2 separate regions of the Homo sapiens genome follow, and region 1 is linked to region 2. The links are chromatin loops, found by intact Hi-C in ENCODE. Cell type or tissue: HCT116. All regions are shown on one strand. Each heading gives the region's core, and the rest is flanking DNA. Links, peaks and the distances in the headings are about the cores only.

Region 1 (12,581 bases), core at 2,806-10,805, 480 kb after region 2:
CCGCGGTGGCTTCCGCGGAGGTTTCGGCGGTGGCATCCGGGGCCAGGGTCATGGCCGTGGACTGGGCCGGAGCCGAGGCCATGGAGCTCGCAGAGGCAAGGCCGAGGATAAGGAGTAGATGCCCGTCACCAAGCTGGGCCACCTGGTCAAGGACATGAAGATCAAGTACCTGGAGGATGTCTCTTCTCCCTGCCCATCAAGGAATCTGAGACCATTGACTTTTTTCTGGGGTCCTCTCTCAAGGAAGAGGGTTTGAAGATTATGCCGGTGCAGAAGCAGACCCGCGCGGGCCAGCGCACCAGGTTCAAGGCGTTTGTTGCCACCGGGGACTACAATGGCCACGTCGGTCTGTGCGTTAAGTGCTCCAAGGAGGTGGCTACTGCCATCCGCGGGTCCGTCATCCTGACCAAGCACTCCATTGTCCCCGTGCGCAGAGGCTACGGGGGAACAAGATGGACAAGCCCACACCGTCCCTTGCAAGGTGACAGGCCGCTGCGGCTCTGTGCTGGTGCACCTCATCCCTGCACCCAGGGGCACTGGCATCGTCTCCGCACCTGTGCCCAAGAAGCTCCTCATGATGGCTGGTATTGATGACTGCCACACCTCAGCCAGGGGCTGCACTGCCACCCTGGCAACTTCGCCAAGGCCACCTTTGACACCATCTCTAAGACCTACAGCTACCTGACCCTCGACCTCTGGAAGGAGACTATATTCACCAAGTCTCCCTATCAGGAATTCACTGACCACCTCGTCAAGACCCACACCAGAGTCTCCATGCAGAGGACCCAGGCTCCAGCTGTGGCTACAGCATAGGGTTTTTATACAAGAAAAACAAACTGAATTAAGCCTGAAAAAAAAAAAAAAAGCTGGTCTCAAATTAGGGGCCAACATGGAAGAATTAATATCTGTTGAGTACTTACTAAGTGTCAGGCCCTATAGATGTTACATGCATTATCTCATTTAATACTCAACAACAGCCTTGTCAGGTTAAAAGTATTATACCCATTTTATAAACAGGTTAATGAAGGCTCAGAGAGTGTCAGTCACTTACCCAACATAACCCAGTGAGTAACAGAGATGGAATTTGAGCCCAAGTCTGTGTGAATCTGAAGCCCATATTATTTCTACTATGTTACAGTGCCTCTGAAAATATATTTAACTGTGCCTACTTCTAATAGAGTTTATGATAAATGATATATATTTGATGTTTATATATTTATATCAATTATTTTACTTCATCATTACAAGTAAGATAGACTATCTAGGGATGATTATCACCACTTTACAGATGAGGAAACAGATGGTCAGAAAATTTAACTTACCTAGCTTCAGACCAGTAAATGATAATAACAGGGCTTGGACACATGTACCGCAACTCTCAGACTCCTACTTTTTCCACATTGGCCTATGAGAGTAGAATTTTATCTATATTTTACCTATGAATTTTCTTTTTTTTTTTTTTTTTTTTTTTGGAGACGGAGTCTTACTCTGTCGCCCAGGCTGGAGTGCAGTGGTGCAATCTTGACTCACTGCAACCTCTGTCCCCCAGCTTCAAGCGATTCTTCTGCCTCAGCCTCCCAAGTAGCTGGGAGGGATTACAGTCGCCTGCCACTGTGCCTGGCTAATTTTTGTATTTTTAGTAGAAATGGGGTTATATCATCTTGGCCAGGCTGATCTTGAACTCCTGACCTCATGATCTACTCGCCTTGGCCTCCCAAAGTGCTGGATTACAGGCGTGAGCCACCTCGCCCAGCCATATCTATGAATTTTCTGGTTCTAACTTTTTTTAATAGGAGCAAAGAGTGGACATCTTGACAGTCTTGCACTTCTGTTTATGCTTGGACAGATTAAACACATATGTTTATCCCTGTTCACTCCCCAAATCACTGAAGTGACAGTGAGTTAACATTTTTAGGTTTACCAGTCTACAGACAAAGAGAATAAGAAAGAAATCAATAGCAGATTAAGGATATCAACAAATTTTTGGAAGATGGAAAACCATAGCTGAGCTGAGAAAACAATTCTAAATGTTTGCTGAGGGTTATACTAACAAGGGACAAACAGATTCGTACTGCAGAACACTAGAATGTCAGGACTGGGACAGAGCAGATCAGAGGTGATGTGAGAGGCAGAAGAGAGAGGGTTTGGCTGAAAGCCTTTATAGGAAGTGAAACTGCCAGGTCTTTTTCTCCATCCTACTCACTTAGACAACTACCCTTTCATCTCCCTAGCAGCCCCTGGGACAAAATTGAGGTAGAGAAGTTCCAGACACTGAGATACCAGGCACAGCTAAAGATATAATAGCAGGGAGGCTAAGGTAGGAGGATTTCAGACTGAAAACAGAGATTAGATGAATTGTCTACATGCTGAATGGTGAAGCGCACTCAGTCCTCCTGCTGAAATTTATTCCAGGAATGCTGACAGCAAGGCTTGTATTCTCCAGGCAAGATATCAGGGAATTAATTTTAATTAATTAACCCCAGAGGAAAGATCTATACATACTGATATTTGAGGTCCCCCAACAAAACACCTAGGTACCCACTTTATCATCCTACAGATAAACTTCCTGTTAACACAGAGCTTCCAAATACTTAGTGACTCACTCTTAAATATGAAGAGACAACAAAGGGTCACCAGATATTTAAGATAAACCTCCACCAGGAAAGACAGCATCAAATAGAGAAAAAAGAAACTCAAAGGGAACAGAAACTGAAGAGAACAGAAAAATATTTTTAAAAAACAATAAGCAGTCTATGAGAGATAATAGAAAATACTGCATCCATAAAGCAAAGATAAAATGCTCTAAAAAAAATAGAGTAAGTAACAGCTCTGGGGAATTAAAAATATAATAGAAAAATTGGCTGGGCATTATGGCTCATGCCTGTAATCCCAGCACTTTGAGAAGCCAAGGTAGAAGGATTGTTTAAAGCCAGGAGTTCAAGACCAACCAGGGCAATATTAGATAGACCTCTTCTCTGCTAAACATTCTTTTAAAAAGAGAAATTAGGCTTGGTTCAGTGGCTCACGCCTGTAATCCCAGCACTTTGGGAGGCCGAGGCGGGCGGATCACGAGGTCAGGAGATCGAGACCATCCTGGCTAACATGGTGAAACCCCATCTGTACTAAAAATACAAAAAATTAGCCGGGCATGATGGCGAACACGTGTAGTCCCAGCTACTAGGGAGGCTGAGGCGGAAGAATGACATGAACCCAGGAGGCAGAGCTTGCAGTGAGCCGAGATCACACTACTGCACTCCAGCCTGGGCAACAGAGCGAGACTCCATCTCAAAAAAATAATAAATAAATAAATAAATAAATAAATAATAAAAAAAGAAAAAAAATTAGCCAGCTGTGGTGGCTCATGCATGTGGTCCCAGCTACTTAGGAGGCTGAGTCAGGAGGGCTGCTCAAGCCCAGGAGATGGAGGCTGCAGTGAGCTATGATCATGCCACTGCACTCCAGCCTGGGCAATACAGCAAGACCTGTTCTCAAATAATAATAATAGAAAAATAAATAATTTATATAAGTCTTAATATATAAAGTTGAGGAAATCTCTCAGAAAGTAGAACAGAAATACAAATGGAAAAATAAAAGAGAAAAGATAATTAGAGGATGAATCCATAAGGTCGACCATTAGATTAACAGGAGTTCTGGAAATACAGAAGAAATGGAAGAAAATTATCAAAGAAACTGAGTTTCCAGAGTGGCAGAGCCTGCTGAGTGCCCAGCATAATGAAAGAAAACAAAACAAAGGAAAAACATTATGGCACATCATCATGAAATTTTTTAACACAAAGGATAAAGAGAAAATCAAAAATCTTGGTGATAGGAGGTGAGGAGGGGGCAGGGAAAGGGCAACAGGTTACTTATGAAAGAGCAGGTAATAGGAATAGCATTTTTGTCCATAGTAACATTAGTGGCTAGAAGACGATATAGGGAGGCTTTCAAAATTCTGAGAGAAAATACGTTTTCAATCTAGAACTCCTATACTAAGCCATATTATCAGTCAAGTATGAGGAATAAATAAGTATATTTTTAGGCATGCAAGGATCAGAAATTTACCCCTCATCCCCACATAACTTTTCTTAGGAAAGCACTGGAGGATTTGCTCTAGTAAAACAAGAAAGACAGAAAAAAAATCCTAAAATTTGTATGGAACAAAAAGTCCAAATAGTCAAAGCAATCCTAAGCAAAAAGAACAAAGCTAGAGGCATCACACCACCTGAATTTAAAATATACTGCAAGGCTCTAATAACCAAAACAGCATGGTATTGATATAAAAACACAGACCAAGGGAACAAAAAGAGAACCCAGAAATAAATCCACGTACAGCCAATTGATTTTTGACAAAGGTACCAAGCACATACATTGGGGAAAAATGTTGTTGGGAAAACTGGATATCCATATCCAGAAGAATGAAACTAAACTCCTGTCTCTCACCATACGCAAAAAATCAACTCAAAATGTATAGGGAAAAGAAAGAGCGATCAGACTGTTACTGTGTCTATCTAGAAAAAGTAAGACAAAAGAAACTCCATTTTGATCTGTACTAAGAAAAATTGTTCTGCTTTGAGATGCTGTTAATCTGTAACTCTTGTCCCAACCCTGTGCTCACAAAAACATGTGCTGTATTGACTCAAGTTTTAAGGGATTTAGGGCTGTGCAGGATGTGCTTTGTTAAAAATGTTTTTGCAGCCAGGCGCAGTGGCTCATGCCTGTAATCCCAGCACTTTGGGAGGCCGAGGCGGGCAGATCATGAGGTCAGGAGATCGAGATCATCTTGGCTAATATGGTGAAACCCTGTCTGTACTAAAAATACAAAAGATTAGCCAGGCGTGGTGGCGGGCCCCTGTAGTCCCAGCTACTCGGGAGGCTGAGGCAGGAGAATGGCATGAACCTGGGAGGCGGAGCTTGCAGTTAGCCGAGATTGAGCCACTGCACTCCAGCCTGGGTGACAGAGCAAGACTCCGTCTCAAAAAAAAAAAAAAAAAAAAAATCACACCTGTAATCCCAGCACTTTGGGAGGCTGAGGCGGGCAGATCACGAGGTCTGGAGATCAAGACCATCCTGGCTAACACGGTGAAATCCCGTCTCTACTAAAAATACAACAAATTAGCTGGGCGTGGTGGTAGGCGCCTGTAGTCCCAGCTACTCGGGAGGCTGAGGCAGGAGAATGGCATGAACCCAGGAGGCAGAGCTTGCAGTGAGCCGAGATCGTGCCACTGCACTCCAGCCTGGGCGACAGCGCAACACTCCTTCTCAAAAAAAAAAAAAAATGTGTTTGCAGGCAGTATGCTTTGTGAAAGTCATCGCCATTCTCCATTCTCTATTAATCAGGGACACAATGCACTGTGGAAGGCCGCAGGGACCCCTGCCCAAGAAAGCCTGGGTATTGTCCAGGTTTCCCCGGACTGAGACAGCCTGAGATATGGCCTCGTGGGGAGGGAAAGACCTTACAGCCCCCCAGCCCGACACCCGTAAAGGGTCTGTGCTAAGGAGATTAGTGAAATAGGAAGGCCTCTATGCGGTAGAGATAAGAGTGTGGCATCTGTCTCCTGCACGTCCCTGGGAATGGAATGTCTCGGTGTAAAACCCGACCATACATTCTATTTACTGAGATAGGAGAAAACCTCCTTATGGCTGGAGATGAGACATCATGGCGGCAATACTGCTCTGTTACTCTTTACTGCACTGAGGTGTTTATGTAAGCTTAAACATAAATCTAGCGATTGTGCACATCCAGGCACAGCACCTTTTCTTAAACTTATTCATGACACAGAGTCTTTGCTCACATGGTCTTCTGCTGATCCTCTCCCCACCTTCACCCTATAGCCCCGCCACATTCCCCTTGCTGAGATAGTAAAGATAGTGATCAATAAATACTGAGGGAACTCAGAGACCAGCGCTGGTGCAGGTCCTCACTTGCTGAGCGCCGGTCCCTGGGCCCATTTTTCTTCCGCTATACTTTGTCTCTATGTCTTATTTCCTTTTCTCAGTCTCTCGTCTCCACCTTGCGAGAAATACCCACAGGTGTGCAGGGGCAGGCCCTCTTCATCTGGTGCCCAATGTGGGTTCCTTTCTCTACGGTGAAGATACGCTAGAGTGTGATCATTGAAGACAAATCGACGAGAGATTCCCGAAGACTTCCATGATCAGCCTTGTGGTAAGCTTGTGCACTCAGAGAAACCCAGGGTAAGAATGGGTCAAACTGAAAGCAAATATGCCTCTTATCTCAGCTTTATTAAAGTTATTTTAAGAAGAGGGGGAGTTAGAGCCTCCACAGAAATCTAATCATGCTATTTCAAACAATAGAACAATTCTGCCTATGGTTTCCAGAATAGGGAACGTTAGATCTAAAAGACTGGGAAAAAATTGGCAAAGAATTAAAACAAGCAAATAGGGAGGATAAAATCATCCCACTTACAGTATGGAATGATTGGGCCATTATTAAAATAGGTTTAGAATCATTTCAAACAGAAGAAGATAGCGTTTCAGTTTCTGATGCCCCTGAAAGCTGTGTAATAGATTGTGAGGAAGAGGCAGGGACAGAATTCAAGAAAGTAACGCAAGGTTCACAGTATAAAAAGGTAGATGAGTCTGGCTGGGCGCAGTGGCTCACACCTGTAATCCCAGCACTGTGGGAGGCCGAGGCGGATGGATCACAAGGTCAGGAGATCGAGACCGTCCTGGCTAACACAGTGAAACCCTGTCTTTACTAAAAAAATACAAAAACTTAGCCAGGCGTCGTGGCAGGTGTCTGTAGTCCCAGCTACTCGGGAGGCTGAGGCAGGAGAATGGCGTGAACCTGGGAGGCGGAGCTTGCAGTGAGCCGAGATGGCACCACTGCACTCCAGCCTGGGCAACAGAGCGAGACTCCGTCTCGAAAAAAAAAAAAAGAAAAAAAGGGTAGAAGAGTGTAATGGCTCAGTCAACGGAAAATGTTGACTACAACCAATTACAGGAGGTAATATATTATGAACCATCAAAATTGGGGGGAAAAGGTCTAGAACTATTGGGGCCATCAGAGTCTAACCCACGATGGCCAACTCCTCCTCCCACAGTTCAGATGCCCGTAACATTACAACCTCAAATGCAGGTTAGACAAGTACAAACCCCAAGAGAATATCAGATAGAAAAGGATAGTCTCTATCACAGCAATGCCAATCCAGATACAGTATTCACAATATCAGCTGGTAGAAAGTAAGACCCAACCGCCAGTACCCTATCAATACTGACCGCCAGCCGAACTTCAGTATCAGCCGCCCCCCAGAAAATCAGTATGGACAGCCAGGAACGTTTCCAGCACCACAGGGCACGCACGGCGATATAGCCTCAGCTGCCCACTATGAGACTTAATCCTACACCACCACCTAGTGGACAGGATGGTGCATTACATGAAATTATTGAGAAGGCAAGAAAACAAGGAGAGATACTGAGGCGTTTTAATTTCAAGTAATATTAGAGCCCATACTACCTGGAGAAGGGCCCTCCCCAAGCTGATGCCAGATATGAGTCCTTTTCTATAAAAATGCTAAAAGACATGAAAGAGGGAGTAAAACAGTATGGACCCAATTCTCCTTATATGAGAACATTATTAGATTCCATTGCTCATGGAAATAGACTTATTCCTTATGACTGGGAAATTTTGGCCAAATCATCACTCTCACCTTCTCAATTTTTACAATTTAAGACCTGGTGGATTGATGGGGTACAACAACAGATCCGCAAAAATAGGGCCGCCAATCCCAGTTAACATAGATGCAGGTAAAAAATAGAAAAATTAAACCACAAAAAATAGAAATAAGAAAAGACACATTAAAAACATTAAATGACTTTCAAAAATTGCTAGGAGATATTAATTGGATTTGGCCAATTTTAGGCATTCCTACTTATGCCATGTCAAATTTGTTCTCTATCTTAAGAGGGGACCCGGACTTAAATAGTAAAAGAATATTGACCCCAGAGGCAGCAAAAGAAATTGAATTAGTTGAAGAAAAAATTTGGTCAGCACAAGTAAATAGAATAGATCCCTTGGTCCCACTCCAACTTTTGATTTTTGCTACTGCACATTCTCTGACAGGCATCATTGTTCAAAATACTGATCTTGTGGAGTGGTCATTCCTTCCTCACAGTACAATTAAGACTTTTACATTGCATCAAATAGCTACATTAATTGGTCAGGCAAGGTTATGAATAATAAAATTGTGTGGAAGTGACCCAGACAAAATCATTGTTCCTTTAAACAAGGAACAGGTTAGACAAGCCTTTATCAATTCTTGTACATGGCAGACTGGTCTTGCTGATTTTGTGGGAATTATTGACAATCATTACCCAAAAACAAAAACCTTCCAGTTTTTAAAATTGACTACTTGGATTTTACCTAAAATTACCAGACATGAACCTTTAGAAAATGCTCTGACGGTGTTTACTAATGGTTCCAGCAATGAAAAAGCAGCTTACATTGGGCCAAAAGAACAAGTCATCGAAACTCAATATCACTGGGCTCAAAGAGCAGAGTTGGTTACAGTCATTACAGTGTTACAAGATTTTAATCAGCCTATTAATATTGTATCAGATTCTGCATATGTAGTACAGGCTACAAGGGATGTTGAGACAGCCCTAATCAAATATAGTATTGATGATCAGTTAAACCAGCTGTTCAACTTATTACAACAAACTGTGAGAAAAAGAAATTTCCCATTTTGTATTACTCACATTGAAGCACACACTAATTTACCAGGGTCTTTAACTAAAGCAAATGAACAAGCTGACTTACTGGTATCATCTGCATTCATAAAAGCACAAGAACTTCATGCTTTGACTCATGTAAATGCAGCAGGATTAAAAATAAATTTGATATCTCATGGAAACAGGCAAAAAATATTGTACAACATTGCACCCAGAGTCAAGTCCTACACCTGCCCACTCAAGAGGCGGGAGTTAATCCCAGAGGTCTATGTCCTAATGCGTTATGGCAAACGGATGTCACACATGTATCTTCATTTGGAAAATTATCATTTGTCCATGTGACAGTTGATACTTATTCACATTTCGTATGGGCAACTTGCGAGACAGGAGAAAGTACTTCCCATGTTAAAAGACATTTATTATATTGTTTTGCTCTCATGGGAGTTCTGGAAAAAATTAAAACTGACAATGGGCCAGGATACTGTAGTAAAACATTCCAAAAATTCTTAAATCAGTGGAAAATTACACATACAACAGGAATTCCCTATAATTCCCAAGGATAGGCCATAGTTGAAAGAACTAATAGAACACTCAAAACTCAATTGGTTAAACAAAAAAGAACTCTCCCTTTCCCTCTCCCTCTCCCCCTCCCTCTCCATCTCTGTCTCCATCTCCCTCTCCCCACGGTCTCCTTCTCCCTGTCTTTCCACGGTCTCCCTCTGATGCCGAGCCGAAGCTGGACTGTACTGCTGCCATCTCGGCTCACTGCAACCTCCCTGCCTGATTCTCCTGCCTCAGCCTGCTGAGTGCCTGGGATTGCAGGCACGCGCCGCCACGCCTAACTGGTTTTCGTATTTTTTTGGTGGAGACGGGGTTTCGCTGGGTTGGCCGGGCTGGTCTCCAGCTCCTAACCGCGAGTGATCTGCTAGCCTCAGCCTCCCGAGGTGCCGGGATTGCAGACGGAGTCTCGTTCACTCAGTGCTCAATGTTGCCCAGGCTGGAGTGCAGTGGCGTGATCTCGGCTAGCTACAACCTCCACCTCCCAGCCGCCTGCCTTAGCCTCCCAAAGTGCGGAGATTGCAGCCTCTGCCCGGCCGCCACCCCGTCTGGGAAGTGAGGAGCGTCTCTGCCTGGCCGTCCATCGTCTGGGATGTGAGGAGCCCCTCTGCCCGGCTGCCCAGTCTGGGAAGTGAGGAGCGCCTCTTCCCGGCCGCCATCCCATCTAGGAAGTGAGGAGCGTCTCTGCCCGGCCGCCCATCGTCTGAGATGTGGGGAGCGTCTCTGCCCCGCTGCCCCGTCTGGGATGTGAGGAGCACCTCTGCCCGGCCGCCACCCCATCTGGGAGGTGAGGAGCGTCTCTGCCCGGCTGCCCCGTCTGAGAAGTGAGGAGCCCCTCCGCCCGGCAGGTGCCCCATCTGAGAAGTGAGGAGCCCCTCCACCCGGCAGGCGCCCCTTCTGGGAAGTGAGGAGCGCCTCCGCCCGGCAGCTGCCCCGTCCGGGAGGGAGGTGGGGGGCCCTCCGGGAGGGAGGTGGGGGTCAGCCCCCGCCAGGCCAGCCGCCCCGTCCAGGAGGGAGGTGGGGGGGTCGGCCCCCCGCCCGGCCAGTCGCCCCATCCGGGAGGTGAGGGGTGCCTCTGCCTGGCTGCCCCAACTGGGAAGTGAGGAGCCCCTCTGCCCGGCCAGCCGCCCCATCCGGGAGGGAGGTGGGGGGGTCAGTCCCCCGCCCGGCCAGCCGCCCCGTCCGGGAGGGAGGTGGGGGGGTCAGCCCCCCGCACGGCCAGCTGCCCCGTCCGGGTGGTGAGGGGCACCTCTGCCCGGCCGCCCCTACTGGGAAGTGAGGAGCCCCTCTGCCCGGCCAGCCGCCCCGTCCGGGAGGGAGGTGAGGGGGTCAGCCCCCTGCCCGGCCAGCCGCCCCGTCCGGGAGGTGAGGGACGCCTCTGCCCGGCCGCCCCTGCTGGGAGGTGGGGAGCCCCTCTGCCTGGCCACCACCCCGTCTGAGAGGTGTGCCCAACAGCTCATTGAGAGCGGGCCGGGATGACAATGGCGGCTTTGTGCAATAGAAAGGGGGGAAGGGTGGGGAAAAGATTGAGAAATCGGATGGTTGCGGTGTCTGTGTAGAAAGAGGTAGACATGGGAGACTTTTCATTTTGTTCTGTACTAAGAAAAATTATTCTGCCTTGGGATCCTGTTGATCTGTGACCTTACCCCCAACCCTGTGCTCTCTGAAACATGTGCTGCGTCCACTCATGGTTAAATGGATTAAGGGTGGTGCAAGATGTGCTTTGTTAAACAGATGCTTGAAGGCAGCATGCTCGTTAAGAATCATCACCACTCCCTAATCTCAAGTACCCAGGGACACAAACACTGCGGAAGGCCGCTGCCTAGGAGAACCAGAGACCTTTGTTCACTTGTTTATCTGCTGACCTTCCCTCCACTATTGTCCTATGACCCTGCCAAATCCCCCTCTGTGAGAAACACCCAAGAATGATCAATAAAAATTAAAAAAAAAAACAAAAAAAAAAAAACAAAAAAAAAAAGAAAAAGCTGACACAGTTCTCTGAAAAAAGCCTAGAGAACACAAGGGTGACACAAACTCCAGAGAGTATGCTGCTTGCAGCTTTGATGATTGTATCAACAGTGGTAAGTCACCCCATGTCTGCAGGAGCAGCTGCAGCTAATTATACCTACTGGGCCTATGTGCCTTTCCCACCCTTAATTCGGGCAGTCACATGGATGGATAATCCTATTGAAGTATATGTTAATAATAGTGCATGGGTACCTGGCCCCATAGAGGATCGTTGCCCTGCCCAACTCGAGGAAGAAGGAATGATGATGAATATTTCAATTGAGTATCGTTATACTCCTATTTGCCTAGGGAGGGCACAAGGATGCTTAATGCCTGAAACCCAAAATTGGTTGGTAGAAGTACCTACTGTCAGTACCACCAGTAGATTTACTTATCACATGGTGAGTGGAATGTCACTCAGGCCACAGGTAAATTATTTACAGGACCCTTCTTATTAAAGATCATTATAATCTAAGTCTAAGGGGAAGCCTTGGCCCAAGGAAATTCCCAAAGGATCAAAAAGCCCAGAAGTTTTAGTTTGGGAAGAATGTGTGGCTGATAGTGCGGTGATACTACAAAACAATGAATTCAGAACTATTATAGATTGGGCATCTCGAGGTCAATTCTACCGCAGTTGCACAGGACAAACTCAATCTTGTTCCAGTGCACATGTGAGTCCGGCTGTGAACAGTGACTTCAGAGAAGGTTTAGATAAAAATAAGTACAAAAGGTTAGAATCTCCCTACCCTTGGGAATGGGCAGAAAAAGGAATCTCTGCTACAAGACCAAAGATAATAAGTCCTGTCATTGGTCCTGAACATCTAGAATTATGGAGGCTTATGTGGCCTCGCACCACATTGGAATTTGGTCTGGAAATCAAGTTATAGGAACAAAAGACCGTAAGCCATCTTATACTATTGACCTAAATTCCAGTCTGACAATTCCTTTGCAAAGTTGTGTAAAACCCCCTTATATGCTAATTGTAGGAAACATAGTTATTAAACCAGATTCCCAAACTATAACCTATGAAAATTGTAGATTGTTTACTAGCATTGATTCGACTTTTAATTGGCAGCACCGTATTCTACTAGTGAGAGCAAGAGAGGGCGTGTGGATTCCTGTGTCCATGGACCGACCGTGGGAGGCTTCGCCATCTGTCCATATTTTGACTGAAGTATTAAAAGGAGTTCTAAATAGATTCAAAAGATTCATTTTTACTTTGATGCAGTGATTATGGGATTAATTGCAGTCACAGCTACGGCTGCTGCGGCAGAAGTTGCATTGCACTCTTCTGTTCAGACAGTACGCTTTGTTAACAATTGGCAAAA
Region 2 (8,957 bases), core at 958-8,957:
TTCTGAATCTTTGTAATGCTCTTCCACCCTGCTCGTGCTGCCCAGAGGCTGATCTGCAAACCTGGGCAGTATTCCACACTGAAGCTCAGTTTGCAAACCTTCTGCTGTGTTAATTCTGGTCAGTTTCACACAGAAGTCACGAGGGCCTCTGCCCAGGACCTTCTATTCACATTTCAAGAATCCCTTTCTGAAATTCTCCAACTCTCTGGTCAGGAGGAGGAGCACCATTGGGGCGGGGTAGGCAGCTAGAGGCGCAGGAGCGAATCCAGGTTCCTTGCGTGGTTCCCAGCCTCTGCTGACAGCACCTCAGCTACCAGGTGGGGAGTGGAAATTCAGCCTGCTTAGAGGACTGACCTCTACAGTTCATATTTGCAGTGACATAAAAGGCAAAGAGGAGCTGGCATGGTGGTACAGAAGGTATCAGTCAAGCGCAGGCTCTTCAGAAACCTAGAAACTAAAAAGAGATGCAACATGTGACTGGCCATCAGCCAGACATGTCTAGGGTGAGACCAGTGCTCAGCACCACCCGCCAAGGAACACTGATGAGTTGTGGGACATTATGGTCGGCCAAGTGAGGAATGATTGCAGGGACCAGAGAAGACCAAAGATGCCAGATGTCCCCAGAGTTTCTTGAGGGCTGGGTTTCACGTCTTTGCTTGTCCTTTTTGTCCCCACTTGCCTGCACCGTGCCTGACTCATCCAGTGGGGAAGGTGACTCAAGAAGTTGTTTAAGCCTAGGCCTAGGCAGTCCACTTCGGGAGGTGGGGGCACTCCACACTGGGGGGCCCTGCAGCTCCAGGGCTGGTGCTCTAGCAGATCCGCTCAGGCACGGTTGGGTGACCGTGGGGTCACCGATTGCGTAGATTATTTCTAGGGCAGTGCTGGGTTAGAAATGTCTGTCTGGAAACAGGACACATCTTGCCACCACAAGTCCACACCTGGCCTTGGCTGCTGCCCGCTCTCTGCAGCGTGGATTTCCTTTGCCCATTTGGGCCAGAAGGTCACCAGGAGTTCATCACTGCTTAGTGTCAACTTGACATCTTCAGCTTCCAGACAGAAAACCCATGCTTTACTTTGTACAGCCCTGTCCCAGAGTTAGTAAGCCTCGGCTTGTCACCTGCTTGCAAAGGGTATAGACATCATTCTGGGTAGTTCTAGAGGATATCGCAACAAGTGCGTTTGAAGGTTCAGCACAGCTGGAATTGTACGGTAGTGAGCTCTTCAAAATGAAAACAGAATGACCGGATGGCCATCTGTCCTGGAAACTGTAGAATTGAATAAATCACTGAAAATAGAACACTTCTTGGAGGCTTTCTTCAGAACTGAACTAGAAACAAGGTTTCCAGGCTCCCAGGTCAGTAGACCAAACCAACTTCCTTAGATTTTTTTTTTTAAGCTGTTTGCAGAAAACTGGGTGGTAGCGTGTCTGAACCAAACGGAAGAATAGCCAGCGGAGCATGGACTGTTCCAGCACGGGCCAGATGGCCAGCTGTCGAGAGCAGCCCTGCCCAGATTGCGGTGGGGGCTGTGCCAGCGGCTCCGCAGGGCCCTTCCAACTCTGGAGTGTCTGTAGTTCTTGTGAAACCAAAACGTTGACTACCTGCCTCTTTCCTCGGGCATCGACGTGCTCATTTCCAAAGATGATGGTGCAGGTGACCTTTTCCATCGTGAGCTAAGAGAAGGTTAGGAGGCCTGAGGGGCGGGCCTTGTGTCCCCTCCTCCCCCTCCACAGCCCCTGAGGTGGAGCTTCCCTCACAGACCCCATCTGGTCGAGCCTACGGCTGCCCAGTGTACACTCAGTGATGCTTATACCAAATAGGGCATGTGCGCTGGTGTCTGTTGGGGACAGCCCCATCCCTACCTTGGAGTCGGCAGAGAAGCAGCAATAAGCATTAGGCGAATGATTGAAAGGGCTGCTGCGCCAAGAGGCCTTCAGTCCCCTTAACGTGGCTTTCCAACTTCCTGACGAGGCTACAAAGGCTCCGCTCACAAAAGAAAGCCAATAATGTAAATAAATAGAAAACGAAGCCTCCACGCGTGGTTTTTAAAGGGGGATGATGAATGTGACACCACCCACAGAATGCATTAGAATCTGGTTTTTCTGTGCTTTGTCATTTTACTCTGATAGGAATTTTTGTTACCTAACTCTGTGCATAACTTATTTAATGTACTGTATAAATGAACCAAAACTGTTAAATATGTATTTAGTTTGTTCTACTTAAAGTAGTCAATAAAAAGGCTATATTCCTTTTCTGCCTCAAGCTGGAATGGGACCGGGAGGAAAGGTGGTCCCTACACTAGGAGGTGTCCCCTCACCCTAATTCCCAAATCCTTGAGGAAGAGGGAGAGAGGGGCCTCAACTGGTTCTAGTCGTGGCCTGAAGAGCATCCAAGGGCATGAAGCAGGGGGTGTCTGCACCCCATGTGCCTGGAACTGGCCTCTCTGGAAAGCCAGCTGCACCAACTGGTCAGTGCCCTGTGGGGACCAGGCCCAACCAGGCTGGCTGCTGGAGCCCACCAGTGGGCCTGCGGTCAAGGGCCAACAACAGCTTCCAGACACTCCCCGTTATTTCTTTTAAGTGGTGTTTCGTTTTGTTTTGTGGGGAGGGGGCAGGGTCTCTGTTGCCCAGGCTGGAATGCAGTGGCACGATCACAGCTCAGTGCAGCCTCCACCTCCCAGACTCAGGCAATCCTCCCACCTCAGCCTCCTAAGTAACTGGAACTACAGGCATGGGCTACCACGCCTGGCTGATTTTTTGTATTTTCTATAGAGACAGGGTTTCACCATGTTGCCCAGGCTGGCCTCAAACTCCCGGGCTCAAGCGATCTGCCTGCCTCGCCCCCGCCAAAGTCCTGGGACTACAAGCATGAGCCACTGCACCCGGCCAAATTATCTTGTAATAAGGAAAAATGAACCACAGAGAATCTGACCATCTGTCCTGCCTGAACAGGGTGGTGGACTTGTGGATATATTTTCTAGTAACATGTATTTTCTTGTAAAATTTTAACACAAATGTTAACAAACATACCTGGACTTGTCAAATATTCACTTATGTCCTTATGACACTGATGTTAAATCACAGGTAATTTTACTGTTGCCTTCCAATTTAATTTATTTGCTAAATGGTTGCATCATTTAATTGAGGCCATAATTTTTTTTAACCCTTCACCTTCTGTTGGGCAATTGGATCGCTTTCGCGTTTTCCAGTGTGGCATACATCTTCTATGCATACTCTTTCTTCGCATTATTTATTTCCCTAGGATAATTTTCCAAAGTGGGGGTTTTTGATACTGAACATTTCTTGGATCCTTGAAATCTGTACAAACTACTCTCCCTAAAAGCCCAACAGCTTGTGTTGCCTCCAGCAGCCCCTGGGTGGTACTTTCCGTGGCCCTAAGGCTGGTGCAGGCACACCTGTGTGTGGAATTTCAGGCTGCCAGTCCGGTTTACCAGCTGGTGAGCTGAGGCCTCACTTCTGTCACTCAGATACCCATCTGTGCTCTCTCCCTGAGACCCGCCTCTCCTGAACAGCCTTGCCCAAGAGGCTCGTTGGGACCACTAGCTTCACAATCCCCTAGAATGCAAGGGGAGAGGGACTGGTTACTAGATCTGGAGACGAGGAGAAGGGCTAGCCTATGGCGTAGGGGTTGGCTGTATGATCTTTGGTGCAGGTGGTGCCAACTGCAAACCTTTCTGGGCTGCACTGCAATCTGCCCACCTAGAACAATGACAAGATCTCAGTCATGGGACTGTCAGCCCTCCACAAGAGCACTATGTTGGTGGAAACGGAATGTGCCATAGAAATGGCAGGCTGAAAATCTTTTCGTGACCACAAAACACCCAGATGCCAGATAAATTATAATGAATGTACTTTTAACTGTATTGCTGAGGTCACAGATAGGACATTTCCAAGAACTCAAGAGTTGGAGGGAGATTGCCTCTAGGCGCAATGTGAGGCTTGGTTTTGAGCATATACAAAGTACGGAAACAAAACCGGGGCCTTTCCACAATGGCAGGTAGCTCAGCACCTTTGGCACCGTGAAAAGGCGGCAGGGAAAATCTGCCCATCTGCAATGGAAACTGAATTGGAAACAGCTCTGTCCCTGCTTGAGAAAAAGAAAGAAAAACTGGGCCGGGCGTGGCGGCTCACACCTGTAATCCCAGCACTTTCGGAGGCTGAGATCACTTGATTCCAGGAGTTTGAGACCAACCTGGGCAACATAGTGAGACGCCCGTCTCAAAAATTAAAAACTTAGCTGTACATGTCAGGTATATACTGAAGGAAGGTCAGGGAATCCTGGTGCTGAGAAATTAAGATAATTAAGGACCTTCAGGGTCAATATTGTGTGTCAACCAATTATAAGCTGTCCGGAAACACTACTGAACCTTCAAGAAAATGAGCCATTGTTAGCAAAGTCAACAGGAACAATAATTGATTTAACCCCTGGGACTTCAGATATTACAATCACCAGATACAGGCAGGGCACAGCAGTTCGCGCCTGTAATCCCAGCACTTTGGGAGGCCGAGGAGGGCAGATCATGAAGTCCGGAGTTTGAGACCAGCCTGAGCAACATGGTGAAACCGTCTCCACTAAAAATACAAAAATTAGCCGAATGTGGTGGCAGGCGCCTGTAATCCCAGCTACTCAGGAGGCTGAGGCAGGAGAATCGCTTGAATCTGGGAAGCAGAGGTTGCAGTGAGCCGAGATCACGCCACTGCACTCCAGCCTGGGCGACAGAGAGACTCCATCTCAAAAAAAAAAAAAAAAAAAAAAAAAAAAAAGCACACCAGATACAGAATACAAAATATGAAACCTCTGAAGATGGCACTGAAAAACAATGAGCAAAAAGAGTCTGAAAATGACTAGGCAGATTTGAAAATAGAATTCTGGAAATGACAATCATTGAAATAATGTGTTATTCACCAATAGATTACATCAACCTGAAAAAGAAAAAATTAGTGGTGCGTTACCTTTGTCAGAAAGAGAGCAAAGAGGCCGGGCGCAGTGGCTCATGCCTGTAATCCCAGCACTTTGGGAGGCTGAGGCAGGTGGATCACGAGGTCAGGAGATCGAGACCATCCTGGCTAACATGGTGAAACCCCACCTCTACTAAAAATACAAATAATTAGCCCGGTGTGGTGGCAGGAGCCTGTAGTCCCAGCTACTCAGGAAAGTGAGGCAGGAGAATCGCTTGAACCCAGGAGGCAGAAGTTGCAGTGGGCCGAGATCATGCCACTGCACTCCAGCACTCCAGCCTGGGTAACAGAGCAAGACCTCATCTCAAAAAAAAAAAGAAAAAAAAGAGACAAATAATTGGGAACTGTGAAAGATCTGTTCCTCTGGAAGGTTAGGAAGGGAAAGCCTTTTCATGTGTTACCAAGAGCAGCATCCAAGAGCCTGCTAATGTGTTTCTCAGCAGAAAGGGCACTGTCCTGAGGTGGGGATAGGATCTTGGGAAGCAAACATGTCTCTTGCCCGTCTCTGCTTGTTTCTGACTGCTGGTATTTCAGGGTCAGGGTCACGATTAGGCATGTCTCCTTCTTAGCCTTCCTTCCAAGAGGCTTGGGGGAACCAGCGACAGTCCCCACTCCACTCCTCAGGTGGGCTTCATTGCCTGCTGCCAGGAGCCCTCTTGTGGACAGAGCTGGACTTTCCCCCTGGGTTGCCACCATCCCTAAGCCAGATTCCTTTCCAGAGTACACACCAGCAGCTTTTCCTTCCCCTTCGCATCAGCATTTTCTCAGGCTGCCTTTCCACCCCATGAGTTAATATTTGCTAGGTTCCTCCTAGAGTTCCAGAAGTGATCGGGGATCAGTCTCCCCACCTTCTGAGGGCTGGCTCACCCAGGCCCTCGCACTGGGCTCGTCCTTGCTGCCCCGTCTGCCATTTTGCAGGCCCCGAGGCCTGGCATTGTTCCTTCTTTTGGTGTAGCTGCCTCTACCTCCTCCAGCTGGGGCGGGTTTCTGCTACCGGAGGGTGTCCTCTCCCAGCGCTGTTTACTCCTGATGGCTAGCAGCTGTTGGTGCCAGGGAGTGGATCCCTCCTGCGTGACTCGGAGCAAGGCACTTATTCACTGAGCTTTTTCCTCCGTAAGCTGGGGATGCTAACGATGCCTATACCTCTGGGGTGTTGCGAGGGTAAAATGCAATCAACAACATGGGTATAGCCCCTAGCACAGGGCCTGGCACCCAAGGCACCCCTGTAAACTGGTTGCTGCTATAACCTGTTTCTCTCCCCACCAATCTGTGGTTTCTTTGAGGATTGATCTTTGTGTCCAGCACTCTATGTGGAGCCTGGTGTCCTGCTGAAGTAGTATGTTTCGAGAATAATTTTTTGAAGACCACCTAATTCTCAGTCCCTTTCGGCTCATAAGAGACTGTGTTAAGGGGACTTGTTAGGAGAGCTGTAGGGCATTGGCCACCATCTAGACTGTTGCTATCTCCAGCCTGGCCTGGCACTGAGCCAATCCCTGGGACAGGTTTGAATATTTACAGGTGAGTCACAGGTGCAGGTGTGAGGAAGGGGAGAGGACAGGTGCAGGGAGTGGGTGGAAGGGTGGGGGCGGCAGCTGGCCAATGAGCCCGGAGCTCTCCTGACTTCAGGGCTCTGCCTGCCCTTGACCGAGTGCTGTCACCAGCCCAGAACATTTGATCATCCCCAGCACCTGCCACAAAGCAGGTGCCCAGCGCAGGATTGGGAAAGGCGCCCCAGCACAATGGCACTCACCTGCTCCTTACAGTGGAAGCGTTTCTGTGGCGGACGGGTGGCTTGGGACAAAAGCCACAGACAGGGTGACTGGGGTTGTAAATGGCCCAGCCTTGGCTGCCAGGACATGAAATTATGACCTTGATGCTGAAGGCAGTGGGTGCCATTGAAGGGTCTTGGCCAGAGGTGCGTTTTTCAAAATGGCAACATTTCGAAAGCCGCCTCTGGCTGTGTCTTTACAGGGAATGGACGGGGTGGGAGCCAGGTAAAGAAGTTGCTGCAGTCTTCCACGCCAGAGAGGACGGTGGCCCTGACTTGGGGGCTGGGGCGAGGCACAATGGTGGGGATGGCAGGCTACAGATGAGGTGGGCTCGTGAGATCGACAGACAAGGCAGAGGCTTGAGGGCTTCCTCCAGGTCCCCACAGCCCCAGCCCAGCTCAGACGTCTGTTCTGTGGCTGCAGCTCCAGCCATGTCTGCGCTCAGCTCCACCCCCACCCACTCCCTGTCTGGGACCCTCCTGTCTCCCTGTCACCTGCAAGACAACATTCCACTCCCATGCACCCGGCCTCCTCAGCTCGCCCCAGCCCTCACACTCCAAGGATCCCTTCTGCCCTCGCACCTGCCCGGAGACCTCTGCTCTACTTCCACAGCTCAAACCAAACACTGTCCTAAGAGGCCCCCTGACCCTGCTGGACATCCCTGCCTGCGTGCCCTCCTCTGCAGCTCCAGCTTTCAGGAGGGAGGACACAGCCTTTCTTATTAAAAATTGTAATAAAGAGGTGTCCACCTTCAGAACTGCACTGCAGGGCGAGGCAGGCAGGGTGCCCAGGGCACAAAAACTAAGGAGACGCCCACCACAGATAAGTCAGCCTGAGGGCTTGGGCATGTCTAAAGATGGCAGTGGGCTGGGCACAGTGGCTCATGCCTGTAATCCCGGCACTTTGGGAGGCCAAGGTGTGCAGATCACTTGGGGACAGCAGTTCAAGACCAGCCTGGCCAACATGGTGAAACCCCATCTCTACTAAAAATACAAAAAAAATTAGCCAGGTGTAGTTGTGTGTGCCTGTAATTCCAGCTACTGGGGAGGCTGAGGCAGGAGAATCGCTTGAATTCAGGAGGCAGAGGGTCAGTGAGCCAAGATCGCACCACTGCACTCCAGGCTGGGCGACAGAGCAACTCCGTCTCAAAAAATAACAATAATAAATAAAGATGGCAGAGGGAAGTTTTTTTAGTTTTGAGGATTTGTTGCTACAGTTTTTGTGGAGGACAAAAGAAGCCTTTACAACACAGGACGTAAAGCAGGGCGATGTCCTCCTCAGCTGTCTTCTCTAACAAGACACACTGCCCAGCCTGGGCAACATGGCGAAACCCCCATCTCTACAAAAATTAGCTGGGCGTGGTAGTGTGCGCCTGTAGTCCTTGGCTCACTGCAACCTCCGCCTCCTGGGCTCAAGCGATTCTCCTGCCTCAGCCTCCCAAGTAGCTGGAATTACAGGCACACACAACTACACCCGAACAAGCCTCAAGCCTGCTCAGAGCCCCATGTGGTTCAGATGGTGGCAGCACTTTCTAGGAGCTCCCAGAGATCTGGGAAGCGGGGTGGCGGGAGGACGGCCTGGCACTGGACTGGCCAGGGTGCCAGCAGGGACCTCTGTGCAGGTGGCCCAGGGAGCCAGGCTGGTGGAAGAAACTGTCTCCCACAGGGGCTGCCAGGGAGAAACCGCAGGGAAGACCCTGCCTGGAGTCCCAGATGGGAATGCCCACCCTGAACTGGTGCCATCTGAGTTGCCTTGTAGCCAGGCCTCAGCCCAGTAAGGACCTGGCAACACCAGGGCGTTCAGGAACATGGAAAGGGCACTCAACCCACCGGCCACCCCCTCACCCCGAATTAAAGCCTCCCATGGCCTCCTTGGGATGTAGCACCTCAGAGGCCCAGCCTCACCCAGCCCTCTCCCCCTGGCACCCCCAGCTCAGCCCCGCTACTGGGTCACCCTTGGTTCAACCAGGCAAGCCCTCCTTCTCCTCAGAGCCCATGTGCCGTCTCCTCTGTCTGGAAAACTGACGCCAACACTCCCAGGCCAGGTCAAATGCCATCCTGTGCTTCTGTGGTGCCAGGGGCCTCCTCTTCAGAGCAGCTGCTTAGATGTCCCTCTTGGTCACCTCCCCTCCATGCCCCCAGTAATGGAGGGGGGCAGGAGGACACCCCCAGGGGCTAGTAGGACTGACTCAGCCATTGTCCAACTGGAAC

What was found. Hi-C counts contacts between places; a loop is a spot of excess contacts. Peaks named below come from ENCODE experiments on the same cell type or tissue, not always from the same donor. Only the 100,000 strongest peaks of a DNase experiment are listed, where the experiment ranks them.
Region 1: a loop joins it to region 2, with 4 times the contacts of the local background. A loop is called at or near these places in 14 of 110 quality-filtered maps.

Annotation. Positions count from the first base shown.
Region 1 is chr20:34,122,478-34,135,058 of GRCh38, forward strand. It overlaps the pseudogene RPS2P1. Among named protein-coding and RNA genes, the nearest start is that of EIF2S2, 17 kb to the left of the region's middle. RefSeq lists a silencer at 2,217-2,286 and an enhancer at 7,226-7,520. In HCT116, for the core only: a CTCF peak has its summit at 7,384 (motif pointing left); a DNase peak (open chromatin) is centred at 7,344; H3K4me3 peaks cover 536 bases.
Region 2 is chr20:33,647,782-33,656,738 of GRCh38, forward strand. CBFA2T2 (CBFA2/RUNX1 partner transcriptional co-repressor 2) reads left to right here. Exons shown (of 11, transcript NM_001032999.3): 11 at 1-2,249. Among named protein-coding and RNA genes, the nearest start is that of C20orf144, 10 kb to the right of the region's middle. RefSeq lists enhancers at 5,355-5,943, 8,514-8,957. In HCT116, for the core only: a CTCF peak has its summit at 5,651 (motif pointing left); a DNase peak (open chromatin) is centred at 5,670.